4 separate regions of the Mus musculus genome follow, and regions 2, 3 and 4 are each linked to region 1. A link is a loop called in an ENCODE intact Hi-C map of the cell type or tissue named here. Cell type or tissue: left cerebral cortex. All regions are shown on one strand. Links, peaks and the distances in the headings refer to the core of each region. The heading gives the core; the rest is flanking DNA. Region 1 overlaps Cux1 (cut-like homeobox 1). Region 2 overlaps Cux1 (cut-like homeobox 1). Region 3 overlaps Cux1 (cut-like homeobox 1). Region 4 overlaps Cux1 (cut-like homeobox 1).

What was found. A loop is a pair of places that touch in the nucleus more often than their neighbours do. Peaks named below come from ENCODE experiments on the same cell type or tissue, not always from the same donor. Only the 100,000 strongest peaks of a DNase experiment are listed, where the experiment ranks them.
Region 2: it touches region 1 in a loop (2.5-fold over the local background); 2 of 42 quality-filtered maps call a loop at or near these places.
Region 3: a loop joins it to region 1, with 5 times the contacts of the local background. A loop is called at or near these places in 2 of 42 quality-filtered maps.
Region 4: it touches region 1 in a loop (2.9-fold over the local background); 3 of 42 quality-filtered maps call a loop at or near these places.

Annotation. Positions count from the first base shown.
Region 1 is chr5:136,360,340-136,365,393 of GRCm38, forward strand. Cux1 (cut-like homeobox 1) reads right to left here. Exons shown (of 23, transcript NM_001291234.1): 7 at 2,920-2,996. Among named protein-coding and RNA genes, the nearest start is that of Mir721, 13 kb to the right of the region's middle. In left cerebral cortex, for the core only: no CTCF peak of the experiment used is centred there; DNase peaks (open chromatin) are centred at 2,366, 2,669 and 3,011; H3K27ac peaks cover 1,841 bases.
Region 2 is chr5:136,422,588-136,427,641 of GRCm38, forward strand. All of the region lies in intron 2 of Cux1 (cut-like homeobox 1), which reads right to left. It overlaps Gm16599 (a long non-coding RNA gene), which reads left to right. Exons shown (of 3, transcript XR_868598.3): 3 at 1-5,054. Among named protein-coding and RNA genes, the nearest start is that of Gm16599, 32 kb to the left of the region's middle. In left cerebral cortex, for the core only: no CTCF peak of the experiment used is centred there; a DNase peak (open chromatin) is centred at 2,411; H3K27ac peaks cover 1,594 bases.
Region 3 is chr5:136,485,107-136,490,160 of GRCm38, forward strand. It overlaps Cux1 (cut-like homeobox 1), which reads right to left. Exons shown (of 23, transcript NM_001291234.1): 2 at 635-745. Among named protein-coding and RNA genes, the nearest start is that of Cux1, 80 kb to the right of the region's middle. In left cerebral cortex, for the core only: no CTCF peak of the experiment used is centred there; a DNase peak (open chromatin) is centred at 2,725; H3K27ac peaks cover 951 bases.
Region 4 is chr5:136,465,645-136,470,698 of GRCm38, forward strand. All of the region lies in intron 2 of Cux1 (cut-like homeobox 1), which reads right to left. Among named protein-coding and RNA genes, the nearest start is that of Gm16599, 75 kb to the left of the region's middle. In left cerebral cortex, for the core only: a CTCF peak has its summit at 2,143; a DNase peak (open chromatin) is centred at 2,136.

The DNA.
Region 1 (5,054 bases), core at 1,183-3,682:
TTTAGGTTGCTTTTTCAAAGATGGGGTTTCGTGTACCTCAAGCTGGCGTGAATTCTTGATCTCCCTGGGTACAATTCCCCGGAATAGGATTACAGGTGTGTGCTATCAGACCCAATCAGGATAGCAATTGCTCAAAGTAAAAGGAGAAAAGTCCACAAAGATGGGAAACACACAAAGAATGGAGAAGAAAATGTCCCTTAGTCTCTGCCTCATCTCTCTGAAGTGCCTCCTTCTCCAGAGAATGACTGTCCATGGTTTGCTGCATAGACTTCCAGCTTTTAAATGTCTTTTACCATCAAAAGCCATTTCTATATACAATTGCAGATACAGTTGCATACTTCATGTCTCCATTAATCACAGACCAAGTGTATGGGGGAGGGCTCATATGATTACAATGGAGCTGAAAAATTCCTACTCCCTGGGGGCAATATGGCTGCCTTATGACTTGCAAGCCTATGGTAATTGACCACAGCTATAAATAACTCTGCTACTAGTTTATGCATTTCTACATAGTACTTCAAAAGGTTGTGTGCAGATATGCTCGCATCTGTGTGTGCAGAATCCAAAAGACAAACTTGAGTGTGTTCTTCAGATGCTGACCACCTTGTTTTTTGTTGAAGCAGGGTTTCCCATTAGCCAGGAACTCACCAAATGGGACAGGCTGGCAGACAGGTGAGCTCCAGGGAGCCTCCTGTCTCCATCTCACCGGGCTGGGATGATAAACATGCTCCACCATGCATGGCTTTCCACATGGGATCTGGAGGCTGCTTTCAGACCCTTATAGGTGTATGCTGTGGAACTGAGTGACCTCCTCAGCTACAAGAACACTTTCAGTCATTATTTTAAAATTCTTGCACTCAAGCTGGGCATGGTGGTGAATGCCTTTAATCCCAGCACTTGGGAGGCAGAGGCAGGCGGATTTCTGAGTTCGAGACCAGCCTGGTCTACAGAGTGAGTTCCAGGACAGCCAGGGCTACACATAGAAACCCTGTCTCGAAAAACAAAACAAACAAACAAATTCTTGCACTCATTAGAAAAAAGTTTACTGTGGTCTGGAGAGATGGTTCAGAGGTTAAGCTCTTGCAGAGGACCCAAGTTTGGCTCCCAGTACTTGTGCTGAGCCATTCACAACTGCCTATAACTCCACTCTAAAGGGTTAGGGTTAGGGTTAGGGTTAGGGATGCCTCTGCAGCCATCTGTACTCATGTACACACACACACACTCACACCAAAAACCCAAAAGTTTATTTTAAAATAGTATGCTCTGTGGTAGGAGCAAACCCCTCATCTATGGACTGTCAACTTGATTTACTGGCTGAACTGAAGAGCCAGGCAGAGTGGTGCATGTCTGTCATCTCGGCACTGAGAAGGCTGAAGCAGGAGGATGCGTTCCTGGCCACTTGGGTAACAAGGTGAGATCACTTCTCATTGAGTGGCTGGTCAGCCCCAGTCCTTGTCAGCATTCTCATGTTCACATCACCATGGCAAAACTGTCTCATGAGATTTCTCAGAATAAATCTTATCTATCCATTCATCCCCAAGTCATGATAGGAATTTTTTCTTTCTTTCTTCTTTTTTTCTTTTTCTTTTTTTTCCAAGACAGGGTTTCTCTGTATAGCCCTGGCTGTCCTGGAACTCACTTTTAAGATACTCAGAAGGGAAGCTTCTGGATAAAGAACTGAACATGCCTGTCCCTACGCACCACCCAGCCAGCCTTGAGAGGCATTCCCATTCATGTGCATAGTGCCTGTGATCATGTTCCTAGACTCTCAGCAATGAGTGGCATGCCCTGTTTTTAAAGAGCTGACAGTGATAGGCAAAACCATCTTTTACTGATAGTTTATCTGCAAATGTCTGACTGTTAAAAACCATTAGCACTTCCCCTATATGACGTACATTGCGTCTGCAAGCTGCCTGCTCCTTCCTTTATTCTTTTTTTTTTTTTTTTTTTTTTTAGAGATTTTATTTATTTATTATATGTAAGTATACTGTAGCTGTCTTCAGATCTTATTACGGGTGGTTGGAGCCACCATGTGGTTGCTGGGATTTGAACTCAGGACCTCTGGAAGAGCAGTCGGTGCTCTTAACCACCGAGCCATCTCTCCAGCCTCCTTTACTCTTCTACTGGACTGCTTCTTCATTTTCTGGAATTTTTAAGTTCTATATTTATATAGTGAGCAGTGTGTAGACATATGGGTATACACACATGAATATGTAATGTGAAGACAGGATAAAAGGTTTTGCCCATGCTAGGCAGGTGCCCTCCCACTGAGCCACGCCCCAGCCCCTCCCTGGGGGACTCTAGGCAGACGCCTCATGGCTGAGCTACATAGCTTGGTGGTTGCAGTTTTGGACATTTACTCATTTGACTGTTAAACTGCCTGTGACTATTTTTTGTCCCTCTAACATTTGTGTTCTAAGTTGGATCATGATGTCGTCTCCTTTTTCTTCCCACATTTAAAGATACTGTGCTGCTTCCTTTTCAGAAAAGGAAACAAAAAAAGAAAGGCAAACTTTGGTATAACCTTTTTTGGTATCTTTTAGAATTTAAAGGTTCTGTTACTGCCGTTCTGAACTTCATTTTGGGTAGAACTAAGTCTCCCCACCTCCATTATTGTTCCAAATGAGTTGTTAGCTCTTGACAGTTGGTGATTTAGAAGTGTTTGTTGGAAAGAACAGGAAGGATAGCTGGGGCAGGGAGGGAGAAGGCAGGAGAGCCACCCACATCTACATTTAGCAATCAGTGCAGTGACTAATGCAGCCAGGTAGAGCAGCCTGGGACACAAGCTTCAATTGTGTGGGCTCAAGGCTCCTAACTGCAGGATCCCTAGTAGCAACAGGTAGTAGAGGGGCTGGCCACGAGACCACCCGTGTTCACCCACTTCCCATGTGGCTTCAAATAGGGTGGCGAACATCAAACCTGTTTGCAGAGTCTGGAGTTTGTGCTCAGCTTCCTCCAGTTTTGAGGTGGTGGACATCTGTGTCTCTTGCAGCTTTCTGGAAAGAATTAAAAAAAAAAAAGGAGACAATGAATCCAAATTGGTCATCATGTTTTGACTACTGAGATAGGCTGTGTGCCCGAGCCCCACTGATGAACATGCTTCTGTTCTCCGGAAGGCCCAGCTGGAGGCAGCCTTACAGTGCAGCTTGACTCTCTGCACCTCAATGTTGTGAATGCAGATTAAACGACGTGGAATGTGAACCCCCTGGGGTCTGACATGTGTGGCAATTGGTGTGGAAGGTCCTCCTGTATGGGACTTGTTCCGAGATGGTGGATATTAAAAAGAAATGAACCAGCATCATCATACGCTCATTGTTTTCTGAGGTTGGGGAGAAGAATGATACATTTACATTCTGCTGACACAGAAAAGGAATCTGTTGGCATAAAGGATGTCCTAAACAGATGTGACAGCTGTCCTTTCCTCTAAAGTGGAACGCAAATGCTACTACGGTGGGTGGGGGAGGGGGGACCTGAATATCTGCAAGCAGTTTACTATCCCCATGGTCTCTAAATGTAGTTCCCAGCCAAGAAATGACATGCTTTCCTCTGTGTCTGCAGAAAAAACAGGAATCTAAAATTAAGTTCATCATTTTATATTATATGAATATAACATATGCTCAACCCAATAAACCTGGGGGTACAAAAAGGGAAAAATGACAGCTTAAAAATAATAACAGCCAACTTTCTGTCACCTATAGAAAAACTTTGCTAATATTTTCCTGCCTGTCTGTTATAAAATGGGATGTGTGCTGGGGCTGGAGAGATGGCTCAGGGGTCAAGAGCACTGCTTGCTGTTGCAGAGGACCAGAGTTCATTTTCTAGTACCTACATCAGGTGCAAAAAGCTCCAGGTATTCAGAACCCTCTGCTGGCCTCCACAGGTACCCCTGTGCACACGTGGCATACCCACACAAACACATTCATATGCATAATTAAAATGAACAACAAATTTTAAGAAAGCCCCACTTTAGATGTAGTATTACAGTGGGTGTCTGTGTGCGCATGTGCGTGAGGTACAGGTGCACTGGAGTAGAAACTGGAGGCCAATATCTATCTATGTGTTCCTCAATTGTCTCTTCCCTGATTTTTTTGAGACAGCATCCCTCACTGGACCCTGAGCTCACTGATTTGGCTAGATTGGCGCGGGAGAGTGTCTTAGCAACTAATCCACCTGTTTCCACGCCCCAGGTCTGGAATTATAGATGTGTAGCTCTTTTTTACAGGGGCAATCCAGCTTGTATAGCAAACATGTTACCAACCGAGCCACCTCTTTAGTCCCCAAGAGTTTTTTTGTTTGTTTTGTTTTGTTTGTTTTGTTTTTGAGACAGAGTCTCTTTAAATAGCCCTGCTGTCCTGAAACTCCCTATGTTAACTCACTCACGTGCCTGTGCTTCTCAAGTGCTGGGATTAAAGGTGGCTCCCCATGGTTTTTAAAACCAAACTTAAGAGAGGAAAGAAAGACAGTCCTTTTACTTTCTCCACTTCTCAGCGCTCCTCTGTACTGTTCTGCAATGCACATAGTGACCTAAGTGACTACAAGGCACAGGGACCTACTATGTGCCACACAAGGCAGGCAAATAATGTAATACACACCAGACTGACAAATATTGTGCTATCAAGCAATATGTACCATACATGTATACAGTAATGTTAACAGTGCAAAGTAACATAACATGTAACAGTATGTATAAATTAAATATAACATGCTATGATGCAAAATAATTTCTTTTCTTCCCTTTTGTGGAGGGGAGGGTTGAGACAAGGGTTCCCTGTAGCCAAGGCTAGCTTCCAACTGTAGATCCTTCTGCCTCTGTCACAGATGTGACGGGTCACGGGCCATGAAGCCCTGCTAACAGACCAAATTCCGTGGTCACAAGCTATATGCAATTTTTGTGTGTGGGTGTGGGGGAGAGAGCTAGATATTAGGAACCTTCCCAATTAAAAATCCTCTAATTTAAACTCCTGCCAGTATGTGTTTGTGTAAACCCTGCCAGCACTGGATAAAATCAAATTCAATATTTATTGCTGTTTCTTTGCATGCTCAATTTTTGGAAT
Region 2 (5,054 bases), core at 1,298-3,797, 62 kb after region 1:
GCTGGCAGAATTATCTGGGAAAGGGCTAAGCTGACAGAGTGCTTCCCTAGCATGATGATGCCCTGTGTTCACTTCGTAGCAGTACATAAACCTAACATGCCGTGAACTCCTAGAATCCCAGCACTGAGGAGGTAGAAGCTGGAGGACTAAGAATTCAACAGTTCAAAGGAAGCCAGCCTAGGGTACTGGAGACCTTGTCTGAGCAAAAAAAAAAACAATTTAAATAACAAAACACTCCCTCCCAAACGAATCAACCAACCCAGACAAAAATTATTAGCTAAGAAAAATGTTCCATTCATGTATTCAATCAATTTCTATGGAGTCAAACTTACAGACAAGCAAAGAAATATATACCTCCAGGTCTGTCTCCACTTTCCAGCAGATGGGAGAACAGACACCACCCACACTTGGGGTGACTAGCAGCTGACTCTTCATGACCCCAATGTGCCTCTTGGAAGTTCAACCATAGAAGGCTTCTCCCATATAGAAAATAGAAAATTCTTAGATACAACCTTTAAAAGATAAAAAAAACTACAAAAGGCAGCTATAAACAGCCATGATACAGAAGTCCACGCCCTGGGTATCTAGACATTTACTCTGAGGTGCAGCTATCTAAGTCCACCTAGGGCTCTCTGAGACGCAAGTAAAAATGAACTAAGGCTTGGTTTGCATGGTGCTGCATACCTATCATCCCAGCACTCAGTAGGCTGAGGCAGGAGGATAAGTTTGAAGGCAGTGAGAGCTACAGTGCTGAAAGACAGAGTCATCTGGTTATGACACGCATTTCCATCTTGTCATCAGAGCAGCTAAGATGCATACATGAGACTCCCAAGACTAGGCACATTGTGGTGGATTATAGCTCAGTTGGTAGAGTACTTGCCTAGTATGCAGGAGGCTCTAGGTTTCATCTCCAGAACTGCATAAACCAGGATGTTGGCTTACAGGACTGTAATCCCAACACTCCAGCGGTGGAAGGAGGGATACAAGGTCAGGGTCATCTTTGGACTTAACCAGTTTCTGGCCACCTTGGGCTACATAAAAGAAACCCCAGATCAAAACAAGATGAGCTCACCCTCAAAGAAGGAGTGGAAGGAGCATCACCAGTACCCTCCCCTGAGACTCCAGTCACTCTTTCTTTGCTGTGGCCCAGCCCCAGCTCGATGGGTTCCATCCCAGTTTCCAGTCATGACACTTTTCCAGACAGAAATTTCCAGGGGATGAAGGGACATGCTAGCCTGTGGCCAGAAAGGGCACATTCAGGAGCTGGAGGAGTAGGTCAGTCAGTGGAGTGTTTGCCCTCAACATCATCCTCAGTGCTGCATAAACTGGGCAGAGTGGGACACACCTGCAGCCTCAGCAAGCAGGAGGAGAGGTGGAAAGATCAGAAGTCCAAGATTATCTGAGTTACACAATGACTTTGAGGCTCACTTGGAATATGTGAGACCCTGTCACTAAAAGAGGGGCAGAGCAGTGAGCTGGCTCAGTGGATAAAAGGGCTTGCTGCTAAGTCTAACCTCCTGAGCGCAATCCCTGAACCTCATGTGTCAGAAAGAGACAGCTGATCCTGCAAGCTGCCCTCTGCACACTTTTTAAAAAAGTGGGTGCTAGAAGTCAAACTCAAGCCTCATGCTTGCACAGTAAGCACGCTTACCCACAGGGCTACCTCTTCAGGCTCAGACAAGTTAGTTTGTAGAGTCATACACATGAAGAATCACTAGCTGGTAGGCAAAGCTCTCCACCAGGTAGCCCTGATGTGAAGAAGCAGGAAAGACTGCCTGGAGGGGAAAGACGCTGTGTAGCACTTGGGGTTAAAGAAGAGGCCTGGTGGGGCAGAGAGAGTAAAGTGCTTGCCTCACAAGAGTGAGAACCTGAATTCAATCCCCAGAACTCATAAGAAAAAAACAAGTTTTGTGGACAGCTAATCTGAAACTACCAGGCCAACGAGGAACTATGTCTTAAACGAATGATGGGAAGAAGTGGCACCTAAGATTGACCTCTGACCCCTACATATTCATATACATGTGCACAACTACCTGCATGCATCGCATCACACACACACACACACACACACACACACACACAATGAAGCCATACTTGGAAGTCAGAACAACAGTGGTTCTGAGAGGATCAGAGGGCGATTGTGAGACAAAGGTGAACACAAATGCGCTGTGACAGGCTATAAGTTCACGAACTCACAAGGCTTCTGCTCAGAAACCCCTCGAAGCAGGAGAGGAAAAGATTTGGGGCAGGGTGAGCAGATCTGCAGAACTGTACTCGTAACTAACAGGAGATGGTCCACCCTGGGTCGGTAAGCTCCGTTGAGCCAGCTAAACCCAGCTGGCTTCTGGTATTTTTATGGTCCATGAGCTAAGAATGGTTTTTACACTTTTAAATGGTTACATTTAAAATGGTTATGTAAGTGCCTACATAATATCCTGATTTTGCCTTTTACCCAGCCAGGTCTAAAATATTTAATGCCATACCCTTTCAAGAGAAAGTTTGTGGTCAAGCTTGGTGGTAGTGGGCCTGTCGTGCCAGCTGCTTGGGAGGCTAAGACAGAAAGAGCAGAAGTTCAAGGCCAGCCTGGGCAGCTTGATGAGACCCTGTCTTCAAAAAAAGAAAAAAAATATATAATAAGACTGAAGAAGATGGCATAGCTTTGAGCACTTGCCCAGACTCCCCAGTGAGTAGCAGCTCAGCAGTAGAGTGTCTGTGGGATAGGGGGAATGTTTCAATCCAACCACACACAGAAGTTGTGGACCTCTGGACTACCCCCTTGTCCATTTCTGTTTTTGCTTGTCCCACTTTCTCCCACAAGGTAAACTTGTGAGAAGGATTTAACTTAGCCATGGAATTAGCCAAGCTTTGGGATCCAGATGCGCATATGTCCTGTGAATGTCCAACACCCACCATAATCTTCTTGTGTAAATCCAGCCAGCCTAACTCTCAACCTCAGTGAGACCCAACCCCCCAAGACTTCCCAGAAACAACGGTGAATGAGAGGCTGCTGTGAACATCATAGGAGACCTGGCACATGAATAGGTCTGTGTGAGATCAAAATGCTTCTGGAATAAAAATTTACTCGTGGTCATTTATGAGCTGGTTTATCACCAACATCTACGCTCTGTTCTCATAAATGCTGCAGTGTCTAAGACATATAGCATGTGGGGTGGCAGGGCAGGAATCTGCTGAACTGCCAAAGATGCGACCTGGGCATTCTGCTCAGTCCCTCGTAACCCAGTCTCATCAACAGGTCGGGGGCACCTCTGTTAGGCCAGTTGCACTTCACTAAGCCCATGTGCATGGTGGAGGAAGATGTCAAACTCATGCTGAAAATGAGCCCATGGAAAACCACACTCCAATCTGCATTCTACTGTGGAAAAAGCATCCCAACCACATCCAGATATGGATGAAGAGGGGTTTGGGGGGGGGGGGGGAGTAAGCTATATTTTGTGGGAAACCTAGAATGTTCGACATCTTGTATCACATGGAAACTGAAACTCAAAAAGTATTTCAAGAAATAGGCATGCTGAATCTTACACTTACTCCTAAAGAAGGGCTACAAGTCAACCTTCATGAAAGCATCACCTTGGTGCCCTTGCAGCCTCAGGGCCCTGGTCACACACACCAGTGAGATCCACACTCATTCTATATTGAAGTGCCAGGCTGCCACCAGAAGTCTACCTATCCAGGGAGAATACAGGCTCTGACTCCAGTGTAAAAGCTCCTTTTATCTATCTGTGAGCTCAGGCTAGGTTGGGATACCCTGATTCCAAGTAGCTTTATCTATCTGTGAGCTCAGGTTAGGTTGGGATACCCTGATTCCAAGTAGCTTTATCTATCTGTGAGCTCAGGCTAGGTTGGGATACCCTGATTCCAAGTAGCTTTCCTGCCTTCTTGGAAGCCAGCTCCACAAGGTGATGTCTATAAGGTTTTTTTGAGACAGGGTCTTACTGGCCTGGAGCTTTTAGATTGAGCTGTGTTGGTTGGCCAGTGAGCCACAGCAATCTACCTCTGTTTCCAACTCTTCCTCCTCCTCCCCTTCCTCCTCTTCCTCCTCTGTGCTAGGATTACAAGCATGTCATTATCCAATGACACAACTAGAGCAAGAATTGTGGGTCTCAAGTTTCACTAACATTTCAGTGCAAGTGGCTAACAAGCAGGGAAACACTATGGAGCAGGTGAGTCTTGCTGCTTTGAGTCAGCCTGCAGTGACTATCAGGAATGTACTCACGAGTATCTATTGTGTGCTTTGTATGCATACAGCCAAGAAGTTATATAACTCCCCCCCTCCCTTTCTTTCTGAAACAGGGTCTTGTTATATACGCAGGCTGGCATCAAATGTACAATCCTCCTCCTATAGCCTCTGAGTGCTGGGATTCCAGGAGTGGTATCACACCTGGATGGCCCTGGCCTCTTGAAGGTGAAGTTCTGCAGGGAGGACAAACATGCACATCAAACTGACTGCACAGCAAGACAGCTGCAGGAGCCCATGAAAGGTGGGTACAAAAGCCTGGGCTGTCAAGTGACCATTTGCATGAAGCCACCTTCTCACCCAGGCAGAAGAATTTCCTTTTGGAATTCCAAAGCATCTAGCATAGTCATTTATCACCCGAAACAACTGCTTTACAGGACAGAGAGCCCTAGCACTGAGGCCAGGCCACCCTACAATTGCTATTCCTTAGTGCAGCCTAGAGCTTACAGGACTCACTTGATTGAAGTGTTTATTCAGTGATCTAAAGGGTAGAGAGCGATCATTTCCACACCCACCCTTGCCCCTCACTCACTTACAACTAAATAAACAAGAGTGACTCAGTTAAAAGGCAAATAACACAAACATTAAACATGACTGTATTCAAGCTGGAGAGGAAGGCCAGATAGCCTGGGGCTTCACTAAAGCTTGAATGAAGGCCAAGCTGAAGGTCACTGCTAGATCCTGTGGTGACACAGATCTCACTGTGGGTGGGTATCTTAATAATTTTCAGGAGACTTGAAGCTACCAGGTGGTGGCGGTTAAAGGACAGTGGGTCCAAGCACGAGGAAACTGTTCCTAG
Region 3 (5,054 bases), core at 1,364-3,863, 120 kb after region 1:
CTTGGGAGGCAGAGGTAGGCGAATTTCTGAGTTCGAGGTCAGCCTGGGCTACATACAGAGTGAGTTCCAGGACAGCCAGGACTATACAGAGAAACCCTGTCTCGAAAAACCAAAAAAAAAAAAGAAGCCCAGACTCTAAAATGAGTGCACATCCACTACCCCTAACAACCTGTGTCAAGAAACACAGAGGCCATAACAGAGCAAACAAGGTTTTACCAGAAATATTAATGCAATGCATCTTTTGAACACACTACCGCCTAACATCATGGAAGCCAGTCTGGCATGAAGCCCACTGGCCCCCAGTGGCCCCATAGGACTTCAGTCAACACCACCCTGATATATCAGAGGCTAGAACAGAGCACGAGCCTGACACTGCTCGTGCCCAGCCTATGCAATGTCTGTACTTGGTATCAACACAAGTCTTACTGATTCTAACAACTTGTCCGCTGTCACAGCACATGGCTTGGATGAGGCACAGACTCTGCCAGGGTGCAGTTGGAGGCATCCAAACAAAGAAACGGGCATCTCACCATGCAATTTTTCTGGGGAATTAGGAAATGTCTCAGTAAATGTTCTACATTTTCCCAGGGGTCATAAGACCCCTTCTGAAGACTGTGACACAGTCCCAGCTCACCTCTGGAGTGTTCTTCTTGAATTCTCGGCTCTGCTCAATGAGCCGCTTTCTGGACTGTTCGCTCTCATCTTGCCTGTTTGCCAATACTGTTGCGGTGGCATCAAGTTCTCTCTGTAGGGAGATCCAGAAAGGAAAAGCAAGATTATAATGTGCAGTTTCCATCAGGAGGGATCATGTGTACAGTGGGCTTGAATAAAGAGGAGAGCCCCTGGGAATCAAATCTCTCAAGGACAGTGTTAAGGATCATAATAAGTATAATACATCTACCCAACACCAGTCCCATAGAGACTAAATGGAGAAAACCAAACTTGCTCAGCATGCTATACGGTGCCCTTTGGCATTGCACAAAGGATTCCTCCCTATGCCAACACACATAGAAACAGTCTCCCTACTAAACCACAGTTGGGTCAATTCCCCCCACATCTCTTTAGGCCATTCTCCTGAGTTCTGATCCACCTGTCTAACGTGGTATGTCCCCCAGTAGGACTCTACAAGTCTATAGTAGGAACCTGAGACTGGAGATAACAATGGCTGCTTTGCTTCCACTCAACAAATATTTCTTGAAAACTTACTGTAGGCCAGGCATCCCAATTGCAACCATTAAGTTATTTTTTTGCAAGAGGGATCTTTAAAAAGCAAATCCCAAGAATAATTATTTCTGTTATCCTGTAAGCTTTTCATAGGCAAGGTTCACCAAACATCCCACATGCCCTGGAGTCTGAGAACCCCCAGGGTGGGTTCCCAGAAGACTGGCCAGGTCTGAGGGCTCTGTTCTGAATGGCACAGTGTCAGAGAACCTGTGCCCCAGCCCTGAAGACTCTGGGAGAATCTGCCATGAGGAGCTGCCCTGAGCAGCCTACAGCAGATGGGCCCAGGATGGAGCTCCAGGCTCACAGCAGGTACACAGGCCATGTGGCTAACCACCGAATGGCCTGCTGTCTCATATGCTAAGTCAAGTAAATTCAGTTACTGAACATACGGAGCAGAATATTCTGTGTGGCATTAGTGACTGTTATAAGCGACTCCTCCATCCACAGCAGATCCCATCATCTTATGTTTCTGAGAGAACTAGAAGGCCAAGAAGGCCACCAGAGTCTACCTACCTCCGATTGTCATACATGATTCTCCCCCAATCCCCCAGAGACAGGGTCTCATGTACCCCAGACTGGCCTTAGATTCATTATAAAGCTGGAAAAAATGACCTTGAATTCCTAATCTTACTGTCTCTGCCTTCTTCCCAGTTGTTAGGATTATAGGCATGCATTAAACAGTTCTAGGGATAGAACCCAGGACTTCATGCTTACTCTGTAAGCACTCTAGCAACCGAGCCATATCCCTAATCCCCAGAGTCTTAAAAGGAGATGTGTAATGCATGTCCTCAGAGCTGGAGGCGCTCACATAACAGCATGGAAGGGCACATGGAAAGGAAATGGTGGGCAGAATAGGGTGTTCGTCACTCAGAAGATATTCCCTGCTACCACCTGAGCGAGACTGGGGTGGGAAGTGAAAGCCAACCTGCCTTATAGAACTTCCCAGAAGGATGTGAAGTAAGGGGAAGGTCCCCCTGCCTCCTCTTCTTTAGAGCTGGAGGCACAGGCATGTATCATCACTCTAGAAATGCCAAGGGTCCCTGCATACTAGGTGCTCTACAAACTGAACAACATCCCCTGCCTCCTGCTTCCTTTTTTGTGGAAACAACCCAGTGGGCCAGAAAGCCATCTTGGGTGATGCTTTCCTGGTACCATGATGGTGTGGCTCGTGGCCAGACAAGATGACAGAGAGCTGGAACAACCAACCAGCATGCTGTCAACTCAGAAATCTAAAGACAGTTTAAATGTGGAGAGGGGAACTGTGAGGTGGGGAGAGGCCTCATGCCACACTCTTCCTTTAGTATTTCTGGCATTCAAACAAATCCTGGGTGAGCAAATCCAAAGCAATACTGTGGGCTAGCATTCAAGAACAGATGTCAAAGCGACTGCAGAAAAGAGGGAAACACTGGGCGTTTTGATAGACCACATTTGAAAGTCATCCCAGAGAAGAGGAGGCAGGGGAAAAAGAGCAACCGCCACCAACGTGGGGAAGTGGGATGGAGAGAGAGGCAAGCAAGCAGTCGCAGATAACGCAGAAGGCTTGCAAAAATATAAACAATCTGGCAAGAAGGAGGACTTAGATGGCTATATTTAAGCAGCAGAAGAAGTTATAACGGGAGACTTGGAGAAGGGCGGAAAAAAGCCAATATTGAAATATGACAGGAACGGGAGAAGTTGATATTTCCTTCCAGGCACAGGCGCATACATACACACATACACACACACACACAACTTGGAGAAACAGAAAACCAGTGCTGGCTGCTGTTTCAATAGGGATCCTGCTGCTTGCCATGAAGAAGTCTGGGTTTCCAGCTATAGCACAAGTAGCATATCCTGGCTTCTTTAACTGAGTGGGGTGTTCAATGTGGGAACTTGAGGGGTTCTAGCCTTCTCAGTGAGTGAGTACATTTAGAGGATAAAGTAAGAGCACAGGGCTGATGGGCATGGTGGTGTGTTCCTGTAATCCCAACACTCAGAGGTGGAAGCAGGAAGATCAGAAGTTCAAGGCCAATTTCTGCTTCACATCAAGTTTGAGACCAGCCTGGCACCAAAAGTAAGTAAATAAATCAATCAGGTCAGAAAGAGTCAGTGAGTAACACAGCTGACTTGTGAGCACCAAGACCTGAGTTTAGATTTCAACATCCACATACAAAGCTATGTGTAAGGCTGCCGTTAGAAAGGAAATAGAGGGTTCCTGGAACTTACTGGCCATCCAGGTACAAAACAACTCCCACTGTTATGAGAAACTGTCCCCAAAAGGAACAAGATGGATGGCACCTGAGGAGAAACAGCAGAGGCTGTCTTCTGGCATCCAGACATGTACAGGGAAAGGAAGTAGAGTGAGGGTGAGGCACATATGTACACCCACACCCACACCCACTCTAAAAGACATAGGTCAGACCCTGTTTCCTAAGCCCAGCTATTTGTCCTTTGATTCTGAGGTCTCTCTGCAGACTGATAGGTCAGACAGCTTGAGTTGAACAGGTGGCCTGGTGACTAGGAACCTACATTGCAAAGCCAGTACACCTGGGGCCACTTGCTGCTGGCAGTCAGAGACTCTATGGGGTTCCACCTCACTCCTTTACCCAACCTTGCAGACATATGTGAACCAACTCGAGGAGCCAACAGGGGTCTCCAAATTTAATACTGTGCTGCCTCCTGCCACCACGGAAACAGATTGACACAGTGAGTAGACTGAGCCTTCCGCCAATGTGTGGAGCTTCCACTGCTCCAGATAGGGCTGGTCACATTTGGAAGGCTCAAAGACTTAGGCTAAATTACTCCCCCCAAAATTTAAACCACCTCCAAATCGTGTGTGTGTGTGTGTGTGTGTGTGTGTGTGTTCATTCACATATGGAGGCCAGAGATTGATGGCAGGAATTTTTCTCAGTCACTCTCCCTCACTTTGAGACAGGATCCCTCACCGCACCTGAAGTTCATAGATTCAGTGAGACTGGGTAGATAATGAGCTCCAGGACTCTATCCACTGGGGCCCACTCCCCCAGAGCTGGGATCGCCGACCTGCACTGACATACCAGCTTTTAATATGGGTGCTGAAGCTCCAAATTCAAGTCCTCATACTTAGTTTAGCATCAGATGCTTGCCTGACTGGACCATCTCCCCAGCCCCCACCAGACCTTTTAGAAGGAGAATAAGACCTGCATTCTCGAGCTCCAGAAACAAGTCGGAGGGAGTAGACAGCTATAAAACTCAAGGCCAATACTGTTTTATTATCTACTGAGCCTGTCTATTCTCAAAGTGTCGACAATGACGTACTAATAAGAGAATCTAATGTGTTGAGAGGAAGGGGAGATGAGGGACCAAAATACAGAATCATCAGCCCATGAGTCACAGGTCACATGGAAACAGGAGCACAGAGAGTCCCACATCTGAAAGGCATTAAGATGCAAAAAGGGGGAAAGCTGGAACTAACATACTGCCTGTGAACAGCACTATTTGGCATAGGCACCGATGGATGATTCTGTGGTGATTGTTAAAAACAGGGGGAAAAAATGATTTTTACATGGAACCAAAAATAATATGTAGGACATGGGACAGTCATCAAGATATACCTAGTCAAAATCAGCAAATCATCCCACGGGACTTACACCTCGTACGCTCCCCACATGCTGGCCAGACTCTAATGGCCTCCAGAAGGAAACAGAAGAAACCTGAACTGGGTTTGCTCAGTTGTAAGAGCCAGTGAAGAAGGAACTTACTCTGAGGTGTGTACTCTGGCTGTTTCTTGGAAAAATGGGAAGGTATTAATTTTTAAAGTCCTTCCGTCCAGGTTCAATATCACAGGCCTTTAGTTCCAGCTAGTTGGCAGG
Region 4 (5,054 bases), core at 966-3,465, 110 kb after region 1:
GCAAGGCTGTGCTCTTGCTGAGCTGCTTCCTCTATGCCGGGAACGAGAGAATGGAAGAGAGGATGCAACTGGGAGCAGTGGTGGGCAGAACATCAGCTGCTTTTGACTTGAGGAGAAGGTAGTACTGTCCCATGATGGCTCCATTCTACAAGAGGCTTTGGCTGGCCAAGAAGAAAGGAAAACAAGGAGGGGAAACCCTCAAACAAGTGCACTGGAGGGAGACGTACTGCTTACTTTCTGCCTAACGTCAGTAGGCTGGCAGGGGACAGGGGCGACAGAATGTCTCCTTTCTGCAGCCAGTTAGTTGGGGTGGGAGTGGGGTGGAGATACTGTTGAAGTGAACTTCGTCTGAAATAACACGGAGGACGAGGTGTCAGCAAAACACACACCTGCAGAAACTGGGCCTCTGAGAATGAGAAGTCAAAGAAAAAAAAAAAAAAAAAAAACCCTTTTGTTCCGTTTCACTTGTTCTGTGAAAGCAAATCTATGCCCTAGTGTCTCCGCTCTGCAGACAGCCGGTCTCCCCACTGGGAATGTTACTGTGCTGGCCCTGACACTCCACCCTGCGTGCTTTGGGAGTAGTCTTTTTCTCCCTGAGTCATACTTTTCTGGACATCTTCCAGCCCTCAAGCTAAACCTGTAATACCCTAAAAAGGTAGATGAGCAGTGCTTCTAGGATTTAAGTCTTTCTCCACCTACTGGAACAGAAGTTGTGGATGTTTCTACCTTAACGAATGCAAAAACAGACCCAGGAGACAATGTACTGGCATGTTTGATAATTTTCAGTAAAACAGTATGTGCGTTGGAGGTGGGGGTGGGTGCAGGACAGAACCCTTTCCCTTGTCTGTAGTTTAACAAGCCGTTCCTAGTGCTCTCTGCTCTTTTAAGGTTTACAGGCACTTCTGGAACTTAACCATGCAAATACTCCTCAGAACCCATAGATACACTCACAAACTTCAAAGGGGTAAATTAAAGTATAGAATTTGGGCTAGCAAGCCGGCTCAACCTATAAAGGGGCTTGCCATCAAGTCTGACAATCTGGGTTGGTCCTCAGGACTCACATGGGAACACAGGAGAAGGAAAGAACCAGCTTGCCCCAAGTTGTTATCTGACATCCACAAGGGCACTGCAGTGAGCATGCACCTACATACACACACACACACAGACACAGACACACACACACTACACACACAGACACACACAGAGACACTCACACACACACACACACACACACTAAATGAATGTAAAAAATGTTTTTAAAAAAATAAAATAAATAACAATGCAAAATTTTCTAAAGACTGTATCTGGGGGGTAGGGGTGGGGCAGGGATGGAGCCTTAGTAGGTAAAGATCCTGCTAAAACTTCAGTTTGATACTCAGCACCCACATACAAACCTAGCTGTGGTGGTCACCCCGACAGAGACAGGCAGGCCCCTGGGCTTGGTGGGCTGGCTAGCTGAGACAGGGAGCTCCAGGTGAAGTGGGAAACCTTGTTCCAAAAACCACCTGTCGGCAACCTCCAACGCACTGTATAGAAACACATATATAAGACAAATCCAAACAGAAAGAGAGAGAGAGAAACAGACAGATAGACAGAGAGACAAAGAAAAACCACCTGTCGGCAACCTCCAACGCACTGTATAGAAACACATATATAAGACAAATCCAAACAGAAAGAGAGAGAGAGAAACAGACAGATAGACAGAGAGACAAAGAAAAACCACCTGTCGGCAACCTCCAACGCACTGTATAGAAACACATATATAAGACAAATCCAAACAGAAAGAGAGAGAGAGAAACAGACAGATAGACAGAGAGACAAAGACGAGACTGAGACTGTAAGAAAAGCCCTCTACTCTCCAGAGAACCCACACACCTCTGAGCACGGCCCACACAGGAGGTGTCCCAGGGCAGAAAGAGAAAGGAAGCCCAACCCACACAAGTCTGGGGCAAAGCATGGCACTACATAGTCCCTAGTTCTTCCTTCAGGTATAAACCTCTACAATAGGAGTGGGAGGAGAGAGGCTCCATGGCCATTTGGATCTCCCTCTCATGAGCCAGAGAGAGGGCCAGTCCTAGAGCCTGTCAGGGGCTGAGGCTCCACTGGGCCCCAGGCTGATAGGAACAAGCTGCCCCTGCTGGCTGCTTCCATGGAAACGAGGTCAAGCTGGCAATAACAAGACCCAGCTTTAAAAGAGCCACCTGCCTCTAGGAAGCCCGGCACACTGCCCTTTCCCTTCTGACTTTTCAAATCTGCAGTGTGAAAACAAACAGGGGGAGTTGTTGACCACGGAGATACTGGACTCTTCCACATGAGTCCTGGCTCACTAACACGACTGAATGGCTGTGTGGCTCTGAGCAAGAATTATCCCATTCTGAATACAAGTCTGCTCTTGAAGAACAGGACAAGTATCTTATTCATACTAAGACAGCTATGACAGCTTTATCTATTCAAGAGCACTCTTGACCAGGGAGGAGGTGGATCAATCCAGAAATATAAGGTTAATGGCACGCAGCAAGCACAAGTGCTCGTGGAGCATTAATGTGCTGAATCACGGACTTGGGAGGATCTGAGGTGTCCCAACCTTCCTAGAGCTCAGAAGCTCAAGAGAAAACACACACAGGTGCCTGGGTGAGTAGAGGAATTCAGTCAGGACATAAGTAAATACAAGAGGAGATCTAAAAGCCCAAGGACACAGCAAGCAGAGGGCCTGGTCTCACAGCAGCTGTGGTCCTCTTCTGCCATGTCCCCACAGGAGCGGGGAGCCTGTCTCTGGGTACATTTCTCTGGACAATCATTGGCAAACCATTTTCTTTCTCCTCATTGCACAAGAAGAGAAACAAGCCAGTTTTCCCCTCAGGAAACTCTCAACCTTCATGAAAACAGTTCACACTCAAAAGTGAGTATACTTGAGCCAGGTAACCAGAGAGGCCAGGCCCACCACTAGTCTATCAGGTCACTAAGCAGGGGTGAGGACATATAGCTTTAATCCTGCTGGGGTACGGTAGATGCAGGTTGGGGATTCTGAGATAAGCACAATTTGACTCATCACTCCCTGGCAAGCAACATGGCTCAGTGGGTACCGGCAGTTGCCACCATCCCTTGAAGACCTAAGTTTGATACTCAGAATCTACATGGTAGAAGGCCTGCACTGGCTCTAAAAACTAATACCCTGACCCCCAAACCTGAGCTACAACACATGTGTGCCCCCCCTCCAAATATCCCTAAACACATGTTTTTAAATGTAAAATGTCACTCCCCATGGCTGGGCATACACACACACACACACACACACACACAGGCCTATAACAGAAGCACTCAGGAAGCTGAGGCAGGACGATAGTAAGTTCCAGTATAGCCTTGCTTACACAGTAGAACTTCACAAAGTGCTCTACTGCTGAACCAAGCCCTCGCCCCCTCACTGCCAAATTCTAGGCAAATGCTGTATCATTAAGCTATATTCCCCAGCCCCTATGGCTCATCACTAACACAACAGACCACCCTGCCCACTGCCCTGTGGGTAGCAGCAACAGCCAGCCAGGATACTGACTAGAGGATGCAGAGCTGCCTTCATCTCAAGTCTAGCTTGTCCTTCACTGTCACTTAGATGTCCTCACCACTGTCCTTGCTAGCCTGTCCCCTCACACACCAGCTTCTTCCTTCCCCCAGAGCCATGTGGCATGCTTGCTCCTCTCCTTGTAAAGAACACACAGCAGATCCTGCTATATTTTGGCCATAGCTGACTTGAAGAAAACCACCAGTTTGCTTTGGAAAAGAACTAGTAGGGAAAGCTGGAAGGAGTCTCTGGGTCAATAAACACCTCTGCTTCCCTTCTCCAGCCTCTGGCACAGCACTTTCCCCTGCTGGAAGCTCTTTCAGAGACATGGCTAGAGAGTCTCTACAACAGGGAACCAGTGGCCCGGGGACAGGGAATGATGGGGAAATGAGCAGACAGTGCATTAGCAGTTGGAAGAAAACATCACACAGGGCCATAAATGTGTCTGCCATCCACAGCAACAGACACAGTGCTGCTTCAGGTCCTGGGCAGAAGTGGCACAGAGCTGAAACAAACTTGAGAAGCCCTGTATCTTGCCAGTGAATAAATCATAAATATCACCCCCTGAAACTTCTAAAAAAGACACATTTTGAATACAAATGAATGTTTCTCAGGCATTGCAGCCAGAATAAACACCTCTGTTGATCAAATAACAAGGAAAACCAAGTACTATAAGGAGAAAATCAGCACCAGGAAGCTGAGGCAGGAACATAGCAAGTCCAAAGCTACATGGAAGACCTTGTCTCAGAAAACCAAAACTGGGCAGGGAAAGAGTTTAGTGGGTACAGAGAGTGACATGAAAGCATGAGGATCTGAGCACAGAGCAGGGTGTGGCAGCACACATCTGTAATCCTAGCATCCCTACAGCAAGACAAGGAGAAACTCCAGGAATGCTGGACCCAGTCTGTTGTATGCAGGGCTAAATAACAAAAACCCCATCTAACACTGGAGGTTTTCATCTAAACTCTACTTGAACATGAATGTTCAGACACGTATACATTCATGTGTATACATGTACACACACACAGAAATTCAATGAAGTGTAATTCTGGCATTAGAGTGGCAGGAAGATCAAGAGTGTAAGGATAGACTGGGCTACAGAGCAAGGGTAAGGCCAGTCTGAGCTACATGCTAAGACCCCGTATACTAAAAAAAAAAAATAGAAAGTTAGCACATTCAAGGTTTTAATGCAACCCCCAGAATTGCAAAACAGGCTAAAACAATCCACAAAGAAAAAAAATCAAATAAGCTATTTTTAAAATAAACAAAATGATGTCAGATACTTTTAATCCCTACCTTTGGTGGTAGAAGGGCAAACTTCCCAATCTATCTACCAAGCTAACATATCGGCCATAGGGACCAGTTATACTCTGAACGTGCCCGACACAGGCCCATTGTTGGTTTGTGTTCTTGTTTTGTTTCCTTGAGATGGGGTTTTACCTAGGCTGACCTAGAGTGCCCCATCCTCCTGCCTCAGCCTCCCAAGTGCATCGATGGC